3 separate regions of the Homo sapiens genome follow, and all the other regions are linked to region 2. The links are chromatin contacts, found by Hi-C or POLR2A ChIA-PET in ENCODE. All regions are on one chromosome and are shown on one strand. Each heading gives the region's core, a stretch centred on a gene start or an enhancer-like site at or near the end of the contact. The rest is flanking DNA. Distances are from core to core; before and after follow the strand shown. Region 1 has its middle 70 kb from the start of ASB7. Region 2 overlaps LOC105371024 (a long non-coding RNA gene). Region 3 overlaps LOC105371024 (a long non-coding RNA gene).

Evidence for each region. A loop is a pair of places that touch in the nucleus more often than their neighbours do. ChIA-PET counts read pairs that join two places held with the same protein, here RNA polymerase II (POLR2A). Pooled maps may share reads with other maps.
Region 1: a loop to region 2 is called in a map of PC-3, with 17 times the contacts of the local background. The contact joins two enhancer-like sites. A Hi-C loop is called at or near these places in 9 of 168 maps with a recorded cell type or tissue (Caco-2, Calu3, PC-3 and 6 more) and 3 of 50 pooled maps. POLR2A ChIA-PET finds 5 or more read pairs at or near these places in 5 of 52 experiments (A549, AG04449, MCF 10A and 2 more).
Region 3: a map of PC-9 shows a loop between it and region 2 (5-fold over the local background). The contact joins two enhancer-like sites. A Hi-C loop is called at or near these places in 6 of 168 maps with a recorded cell type or tissue (IMR-90, PC-3, PC-9 and 3 more), 1 of 37 single-sample maps with no recorded cell type and 4 of 50 pooled maps. POLR2A ChIA-PET finds 5 or more read pairs at or near these places in 11 of 52 experiments (A549, AG04449, AG04450 and 8 more).

The regions. Positions count from the first base shown.
Region 1 is chr15:100,670,865-100,674,008 of GRCh38, forward strand. No RefSeq gene overlaps it. Among named protein-coding and RNA genes, the nearest start is that of ASB7, 70 kb to the left of the region's middle. Within about 2 kb of position 1,272, at least 2 of the 41 ENCODE cell types and tissues checked have a DNase peak (open chromatin) inside an H3K27ac peak, as active enhancers do; they include Panc1, where a contact is called at or near this core.
Region 2 is chr15:100,719,707-100,722,766 of GRCh38, forward strand. The region is part of intron 1 of LOC105371024 (a long non-coding RNA gene); the gene reads left to right. Among named protein-coding and RNA genes, the nearest start is that of ASB7, 120 kb to the left of the region's middle. RefSeq lists an enhancer at 2,093-3,060. Within about 2 kb of position 1,410, at least 28 of the 41 ENCODE cell types and tissues checked have a DNase peak (open chromatin) inside an H3K27ac peak, as active enhancers do; they include PC-3, PC-9, Panc1 and 1 more, where a contact is called at or near this core.
Region 3 is chr15:100,758,062-100,761,264 of GRCh38, forward strand. All of the region lies in intron 2 of LOC105371024 (a long non-coding RNA gene), which reads left to right. Among named protein-coding and RNA genes, the nearest start is that of GCAWKR, 90 kb to the right of the region's middle. Within about 2 kb of position 1,730, at least 8 of the 41 ENCODE cell types and tissues checked have a DNase peak (open chromatin) inside an H3K27ac peak, as active enhancers do; they include PC-3, PC-9, Panc1 and 1 more, where a contact is called at or near this core.

The DNA of each region.
Region 1 (3,144 bases), core at 22-2,521, 49 kb before region 2:
TGGGGAGAGTTGGGATGTTTACACTATTGCCTGGGAAGTGATGGGCTCTGCTCCCGGGCTGCCTCACCCCAGCCCTGTTAATACATTGGCTGTTCAGGACCCTTTCCCCAGAGCCCCAGGCTGGGTTCTGGCACGAAGGCCCACACCCACAATGGAAAGGCTCGAGGTATTGGAAAGTAAGTCCCCCCGCCCCCACAAGACTTCCTGAGAGCTGCCAGGTGAGCATGGCAGGAGGTGACCACACTGTTTTAATATCTGGAAGTCACCAGAAAGGGGCGAGCCCTGCCGATGGTTCTGTTGTTAAAGGGGCCATTTCCAGCGCAGCTTTGGGGGCACAGGTAGAAACAAACGTTTCATGAATGAACCTCCACCCGGCGATTGCTCTTCAACGTGGAAATGGCAGCACTGCGTAGCAGGGAGGGGAACTCTGCACTGGGGGTCTACTGGGGAGAACTTAAGGAAAGCTCATTTGCATCTTGAGTTAAAGCACCCTGGGCGCTGTGCCTCTGTCTGGGAATCTCTGTGGGTGTGTGGAATTAGATGCACCTGCGTTCAAGTCCTGACTGCACACCTCTGTGCTGCGTGGTGATGGGTAAGCCACCTCACTCCCAGAGACTCAGTTCCCACACAGGGACAGTGGGTACAGGGCTCCTGTGAAGAGGACCCAGATGATGGGTGTCAACAGGCACTGGCAAATGACAGCCGGCAAGTTAAGCAAGCTGCGTCCAGCCACATCGCCCAGCCTCCTCCTTGCTGGGGTCATTTCCCCCACCCGACCTCATTGCAGAATCCATACTTTTACAGATGGAGGCAAAAAGCACTCCCTAAAATACTCATGAGTCTAATTCCTGTGACTCTAACCCAAAATACTCCTGACTTTAAACCAAGACTACCCCAGTTTTTTCCTTTTTAAGAGGAATTACCCAATAGAGCTTGGAATTTGTTTATTAGTGGTTATTTGTGCACATTTGCAAAAGGGGGAGACCAGTTGGAGACCACAGTATTTATGAAAAGAAAAAAAGCTCGTGTCCTGTTTTCATGTGTGTGTGTGTTTTAATGAGTCATTCGCTACAGCGTGATCTGCTGGGCACGGGGATTACCGAATATTCTAGAGTCTAAGGCTCTGGATTTTACCGTTATTGTAAGAGGCACCATCAGAGCAGTAACAGCTTTTCAGAAGGGAAAAATGCCACCATCTTAACATACGCGTCCATTGTAAAAGTCATCATGAATTCAGAAATGTTAAAAAGAGGGGAAATGTCAACCAGGAAATATGGTGTGTGAATGCTGACCATCCGGCAGAGGGCAGGACAGCCACAGCCTCAGTAGAGGGTGGGACACAGAGCAGGGGACAGTCTGGGGGTTGCTGTTGAGTGTGGGCTTGGAAAGGCAGCTCTGTGTGGGTGGGAGCCTCATATGCGTGAGATCGGCCCAAATGTGCCCCCTCAGAAAAGCACAGGTTGTACTTTTCATCTCCACGTCCCGCTTAAGGAACCCATTTTTGGACTTTCTGTTTTTAATTGTAGATTGATAAATTATAGTTGTATATGTTTATGGAGTACAAAGAGTTGTTTTCATCCATGAATACAATGTGAAAAAATTAAATCAAGCTAATTAACATATCACCTCAAAACTTTTCATTTTTTTGTGGTGAGAACATTTGAAGTTTACTCTTAGTGATGTTAAAATGTACTATACATTATTATTTACTATTTTATTATGATGTGCACTATATCTCCAAGGAAAATAAAATTCCTCCTCCTTTTAATTGAGGCTCTGTACCCTTTGACCATTGCCTTTCAATTTTCCCTAACCCCTGGCTCTAGTAACTGCCATTCTATCCTCTGCTCCCTTCCCTCCCTCCTTCCCCTCTCCCTTTCCCTTTTTTTTTTTTTTTTTTTTTTTTTTTTTTTTTTTTTTTTTGAGATAAGGTCTCACTCTGTCACCCAGGCTAGAGTGCAGTGGCGTGACCCTGGCTCACTGCAGTTTCGACCTTTCAGGCTCAAGCAATCCTCCCGACTCAGCCTCCGGAGTAGCTGGGCCCACAGGCCTGTGCCACCACACCTGGCTATTTTTTTTTTTATCTTTTGTTGAGATGGGGGTATCACTATGTTGCCAGGGATGGTCTCTAACTCTCCAGCGTTCCTCCCATCTCAGCCTCTCAAAGTACTGAGATTACAGGCATCAGCCACCAGGCCCAGCCATCTGCTTGTTTTCGATTCCACATGTAAGTGAGAACATGTGGTATTTGTCTTCCTGTGCCTGGCTTATTTCACTTAGCATAATGTTCTTCAATTCCATCCGTGTGGCTGCAAATGGCAGAATTTCCTTCTTTTTAAAGCTAATAGTACTCCATTGTATATATGTACCACATTTCCCTTATCCGTTCATCTGTTGATGGACGCTTAGGTTGATACTATATCTTGGCTATTGTGAATAATGCCACAGTGAACATGGGAGTGCAGATACCTCTTTCACATACTGATCTCAAATGTTTTGGCTAAATCACCAGAAGGGTGATTGCTGGATCTATGGTAGTTCTATTTTTATTTTTTTGAGGAACCTCTATAGAGTTTTCCACAATGGCTGTACTAATTTACCAACAGTGTTCAAGCGTTTCCTTTGCTTCATATATATATTTTTAATTAGGTCTTGAGGCTTACTTTTGTTTTTTCAGACTGAGATGAGGTTTTGAATCCATTTTTTGGTATGTGAAAGTTTTTTTTATATATACTTTAAGTTCTAGGGTACATGTGCACAACGTGCAGGTTTGTTACATAGGTATACATGTGCCATGTTGGTTTGCTGCACCCATTAACTTGTCATTTACATTAGGTATATCTCCTAATGCTATCCCTTCCCCCACCACAGGCCCCAGTGTGTGATGTTCCCCGCCCCATGTCCACGTGTTCTCATTGTTCAATTCCCACCTATGAGTGAGAACATGCAGTGTTTGGTTTTCTGTCCTTGTGATAGTTTGCTGAGAATGATAGTTTCCAGCTTCATCCATGTCTCTGCAAAGGATATGAACTCATCTTTTTTATGGCTGCATAGTATTCCTTGGTGTATATATGCCACATTTTCTTAAACCAGTCTATCATTAATGAACATTTGAGTTGGTTCCAAGACTTTGCTATTGTGAAT
Region 2 (3,060 bases), core at 160-2,659:
ATGGGGGTATAGTACTCACAGTGCCAGGGTGGGCAGGTCAGTCATGGGGGTATAGTACTCACAGTGCCAGGGTGGGCAGGTCAGTCATGGGGGTATAGTACTCACAGTGCCAGGGTGGGCAGGTCAGTCATGGGGGTGTAGTACTCACAGTGCCAGGGTGGGCAGGTCAGTCATGGGGGTGTAGTACTCACAGTGCCAGGGTGGGCAGGTCAGTCATGGGGGTATAGTACTCACAGTGCCAGGGTGGGCAGGTCAGTCATGGGGGTATAGTACTCACAGTGCCAGGGTGGGCAGGTCAGTCATGGGGGTATAGTACTCACAGTGCCAGGGTGGGCAGGTCAGTCATGGGGGTGTAGTACTCACAGTGCCAGGGTGGGCAGGTCAGTCATGGGGGTATAGTACTCACAGTGCCAGGGTGGGCAGGTCAGTCATGGGGGTGTAGTACTCACAGTGCCAGGGTGGGCAGGTCAGTCATGGGGGTATAGTACTCACAGTGCCAGGGTGGGCAGGTCAGTCATGGGGGTGTAGTACTCACAGTGCCAGGGTGGGCAGGTCAGTCATGGGGGTATAGTACTCACAGTGCCAGGGTGGGGAGGTCAGTCATGGGGGTGTAGTACTCACAGTGCCAGGGTGGGGAGGGAGGTAAGGGTTACGATGATGGAGGAGGGTGTAAAGAAAGGGAGGGAGAAGGTGCTGAGGGTGGGGATGGGAGGACTGGGGAGAAAGTGGATTGCAGCCATGGGGACATTGAGTGGGTGAGCTGGGAGGACCCTGTGTGGCAGCCACAGAGGGGATACTGGAGATGGAGACCTTGGATGTGGGGAAGCTACTGGCAACAGCAGGGTGAGACCATGGGAGTGTTGGGGGCGGGGAGGAGGAGGACAGCTCAGGCGCTGGGGAGGTCAGGACCTGGCTCGCCATTGAGAGAGACAGTCTGCCATGTGGTGACAAGAGACGAAGCCAATGAGCAGCTCAAGTCTGCCCCGAAATGAAGGTTGATGGACCACAGCAGCGGGGAGAGGAAGCCAGTGGCCAGGAGGAATAGAGAGGTGTAGAAGCAGCCGTGGGACACTCCCAGCTTCCAACCCACCCCCAACTTTCTTACACCAGCAACCCTTCCCCTCCTTGAGAGGCTGCAGGGGAAGTGGGGCCCTCAGGGGAGGGGGCAGCCAGGTTCCCGCACAAGGAAGATTTAGAGAAGAGGTGGAGGAGATAGGAGAGTTCCAGAGAGCCTGGTGACGGGTTTGGGGTGGGGAGGGAATGAATGGGGAGTCAGGTCACATTAAGGAACAAATGAATGAGCTGCCAGTGAATGAACCGCAGCAGTGCCACGCTGGTTAACTGGGAAGAGGAAATGTCAGTGCTGTCATGCTGTACGCATTCCACACCATTGTTCATTGTTGCTATGCTGGTGCCAGCAGGGCGGTGGGCAGATGGGTCTTGTGTGTGTGTGTGTGTGTGTGTGTGTGTGTGTGTGGCGTGATGTGCCTCACCGGTGTACATTTCAGTTCTTGGTAATCCTGTTTTGAGTCTCACAGAATCTATTTCCTCAAGCCGTTTGTATCCTTATTTATGTAAGTGACTAATTCTTTCATGGGTAGAGCCAAGCTTTCTGTCTCAGTTACATAGAGATACTGAGACAAATTACTCATGAACATTCCAGAAAAGATGAGTATCTACAAATTATTGAGACAGTTTCAATATGTAAATAGTATTGTTGAATACGATTTCTCACAGTTATCCAAGTTAGATTGGATACGGTAAGTGGGTAATTCCAAGCTAGTTATCCCCTTTACACATGGCATAGTGCCCCATCGTTGGGTCTTCCCAGCCTGCCATGTCCACGTGGCCGGGATGCTCCCAGGAGCTGCTGGGGAAAGGAGGGCGGGCTGCAGGCTGTGTCTTGAAGGCTGAGAATTTAACGCCGCTGCCCTCGATGTGCCATAGCTTGTTGGTAGAGCAGTGTCCATTTGAAGGGAGGTAGCTCCTGAATTTACTTTATTTTTGCAATACCCTTCTGAGGAGCTAATTGGCCCTAATAAACCTTGCAGAACATAAGCCCTGCCCAAATGGGGAGAACCACCTGCTGTCAAGAGTCAGCCAGCTGCAGTATCAGCCCCTGAAGAGGACGAGCTAGCAGTGCTGATGTCAGGGAACTTTCCACTCCTCAAACCGACAGGAACAGGACCGTGAGCACAAAACGTGAACACGGACCAGAACGAGTTGGCATGCAGGACTAGGTTGCCTTGACGACTCTGAGTTCTGACAGGGAAATACAATGAGTTTTATGTGGACAGAGTTCCACGGTCTATTGCAAAATCAATGTGCTGTTTGAATGAATCATCACTTCCAACCATTGGTCATTGGTGTCTGAATCTTGATTGCAGATGAAGCACTGAGTCATGACTGTAAAATGCCACAGTATTTATGAAAACCAAGAAGGTTTTTTATTTATCCTGACTAGCTAAATCAAGGTAGGTCATCCTAATAATACTTGTCCACACAAGTGGCAACCCCTTGCCAAAGAAATGCAAACAGAAGCCTGGGATGTTTCCAGCTCTCCTTAACTTCCTTCCCCGACCTCCCTGACACCAGCCAATGGGTCCTTTAAGAAGTGTGAGAGAGCCAGTAGATGGTAGGCCCCCGCTTCAAACTCGCCATCTTGTCCCTTGATCCAGTGACTATACCTGGAATTTGGCCTCTAAGCGAGTGTTTCTTTTTGCACTTGGACTTCTTGAGAGATTACTCATTACTCAGGAGATAACACCAAAGCATTCTCAAAACCAATCTTTGGAACTGGCTTCCAGGATTATACATGCAGGATTAGTCATACAGAAAATCCTTAAAGATAGCAAATTTGGGTCCTTTGAGAGTGTATTTGGTTTGTGAAAACAAAGCCATTGGTAACCAAGCCAAAAGCAAACATGTGATTCTAACCCATGAATTCAGAATTTTTCAGGCAGCTGACCCTAAAGACACTTTTTTCAAACAGGTGACTCCTTTTCATTAATTCATTAATCAGTTGTTGAGATAGTGAAAGAAAAAAGAAACTGAAAGAAA
Region 3 (3,203 bases), core at 480-2,979, 39 kb after region 2:
CTTTTCTTGGGAACAAATATTAATATGAATTCCTATGTATGTATTACAGGAAAGCTGGGGCTCCAAAGAGCACCAAGTACATACTTTTCTTTCTTTCTTTTTTTTTTTTGAGACAGAGTCTCGCTCTGTTGCCCAGACTGGAATGCAGTGGCTCAGTCTTGGCTCACTGCAACCGCTGCCTCCCAGGTTCAAGTGATTTTCCTGCCTCAGCCTCCTGAGTAGCTGGGATTACAGGTGCCTGCCACCACACCCAGCTAATTTCGTTTTTGTATTTTTAGTAGAGACGGGGTTTTACCGTGTTGGCCAGGCTGGTCTCGAACTCCTGACCTCAGGTGACCTGCCCGCTTCAGCCTCCCAAAGTGCTAGGATTACAGGAGTGAGCCACAGCCCCTGGCCACAGTAAATGTTTAATGAATGTTCTTTTTTTGACCGGGAATCTGACTCTGTCACCCAGGGTGGAGTGCAGCAGTGCCATCTCAGCTCATTGCAACGTTTCCGCCTACCCCGGGTTCAAGTGATTCTCCTGCCTCAGCCTCCAGAGTAGCTGGGATTAGAGACACCTGCCACCACGCCTGGCTAATTTTTTTTTTTTTTCTATTTTTAGTAGAGATGGGGTTTCTCCATGTTGGCCAAGCTGGTCTCGAACTCTTGACCTCAGGTGACCCGCCCACCAAGGCCTCCCAAATGCTGGGATTATGGCCATGAGCTGCCACACCCGGCCTGTATGCTTCAACTTCATGTCATTTCAGGAGTTAAGTAAATAGATCAATGTTTAATTTTGTTTAAAATCTCTAGTAGAGTTAATAATGCATTAAAATTATGATGATTATTTTTGAACTCTCTTGTTGACATTTGCCAAATTAGGATAGTTTAATTATTTGGGGTTTGCAATTTTGCGCTGAAAGGCACATCATGGGGTTTAAGTGCCGTTTCTGTTTTACTCTTAAGAGATCACAATCCTCCACTCTTACTCCTCACTTGCTTTTTCTCTAGATAATAATTTCCACTAGAACTTTGGGGAGCTCAGCAGATGCAATTGGATTTTTTTGTCCAAACTAATGACTTGTTTCTGGAAAGAAAACTGTTACCATCAACGGGATTCTTTTTCTTTTTTAAAACATTATACAGTGTTTGGTTCAGGCCAGCGGTGTGGGATGGGATTTAGTCTCCGGATTTGCCAAGATGTTTATGCAGCAGGAATGTTACTTATGTAAGCCTGGAAGCGCTCCTGATGTGCTATAGCCTCCTCTTCCATCACAGCTTTTTTTCATTAAGAAGTTGATCTTCCTTTCATGATACCACATTAAGTGGCTGAAAGGAAAAGAAAAAAATTGTTTACTGTACTAAATAACCTAACTCTCCGCAAAGCATCCATTTGGTTAAAGGAACTGCAAGGAGCTCTGGAAAACGGGGCTGAGAATTGTTTTGATGCTCTCAGCTTGGCCCCTCACTCACTTCCTGTTGCTCTCTAGTTGCAATCAAACTCATATGTGGGAAAATAGAAAATGCTTTTAAAAGAAAAGAAAGATGAATTCACAAACAAGCAAAACACCCTCTTTTACATTTTTTCTGGGGACTGAAATTTCCATGTAATGGAAAAGTGTCAAATGAGAGAAATCATCAACGCTAAACATGAATGAAACACAAATAAAAGCTATATGTGAGAAGCTAAGGAAGAAAAGGGTTAAACTCACCCTGCCACAGATGAGTAAATATCTACATGTTTATATAACCAACCAACAAACTCACTGAGAGCAAACAGGACATTGTGAGGTGAAAACAGAGCTGTGAAAGTCGGACACTCCCAGCCCTCCCGGCTTATCTCATCCTCTGCTTTTCTGTGGATGCTGCCCTATGAGTCAGACGAGATGAGAAACTTTAATCATTCTAAGCAGATGTGTATCAGCACTCTCTGATAAAAGCATGCCAGCACACTGCACCAGTCTGTATCGGCACCCATCCTCCAACAAAGCAATGGTCCCTCAACCAAGACGGTAACAGCTCAGGTTAGACTAGCCCAGCGACCCCTCCCTGGGCTGTTCTGTGACATCAGCAGTGCAGAGACGGAGATTCTTCGCAGAGGGTCCTAGGCTGGGCTTGAAGCATCAGTAGGTGTTTACCTTCTGCCCGTAGCTGTATGAACTTTCTGAATGTTGGAGGTGTGCTGCTACGTTGACGTGGTTTTCACGTGTGGGCAGTGAGTGAGGCTAGGGCCACAGTCCTGAGAAGTGGCCTCTTGCTTGAAAAAAACTGTCATTTTCATTGGACAAGAGGTGCAGCCTCAGCCCAGAAACATCATGGGGGTGGGAGTCCCTATTATTTCTTCCTTAATTATCTCTCCAACTAATATTGAGCAGCTAGATACTGGCAGGGCTGCCACATACGGCTGTGCAAGCTGCATACTGGACAAGGGTGCTGTATCCGAGACATTATTCCCACGGTAGCTGTCATAGATTTGCATGTTTATTGTGTTGATTTTCTGGAGGACACCAGGAAAGTACCTTGAATCAGGAAGTCCTGTTCCCAAGTTTCATAAAAGAGCTATATGTGCTTGAGGGACTGTGTGCACAGGGCTGGGTGTGCAGATCCAAAGATGCAGGGGAGCACAGGAGCCTTCCAGGGTTCTGGATTTTGTTGTATGTGCACCAAGGCCAAGGGGGCTAGGTGGCGAGGACCCTGCAGGATCTCCTGGGATCAAGGAAAGAGGAGGACCCTGGCCTCCCAGGACCAGGCCCCTAAAACAAGTCATATATATTGGACAGTCTGTTGAGTGGCACTACCCTATAGAAACACAACGTGAGCTGTAAATACCAGCCACGTGTCATTTCAAAGCTTCTGGTAGCCATATTTTTAAAGTGAAAAGAAACAGATTCTAATGTATATATTATCTATTATGTTAGATATATTAGATATACATATATCTAATATATATTATGTTATCTATATATCTGATATATATCTAATATCTAAGATATTATTATATATAAAAATACATATATAAATTTTGGTACAAAGTCTTTGAAATCCAGTGTGGATTTTACACTCTCAGGACATGCCAATCTGGACTAGCCACACTTAAAGGGCCCGGTTGCCTGCTGTATCTGGTGGCCCCCAGCTGCTTGTACATCTCTGGAGTCTTGCTAGCTACCATTTGAATCCTCTCTCCAGCTGAGGGTGCAGCCTCCCTTCTTGGAGCAGTCTAA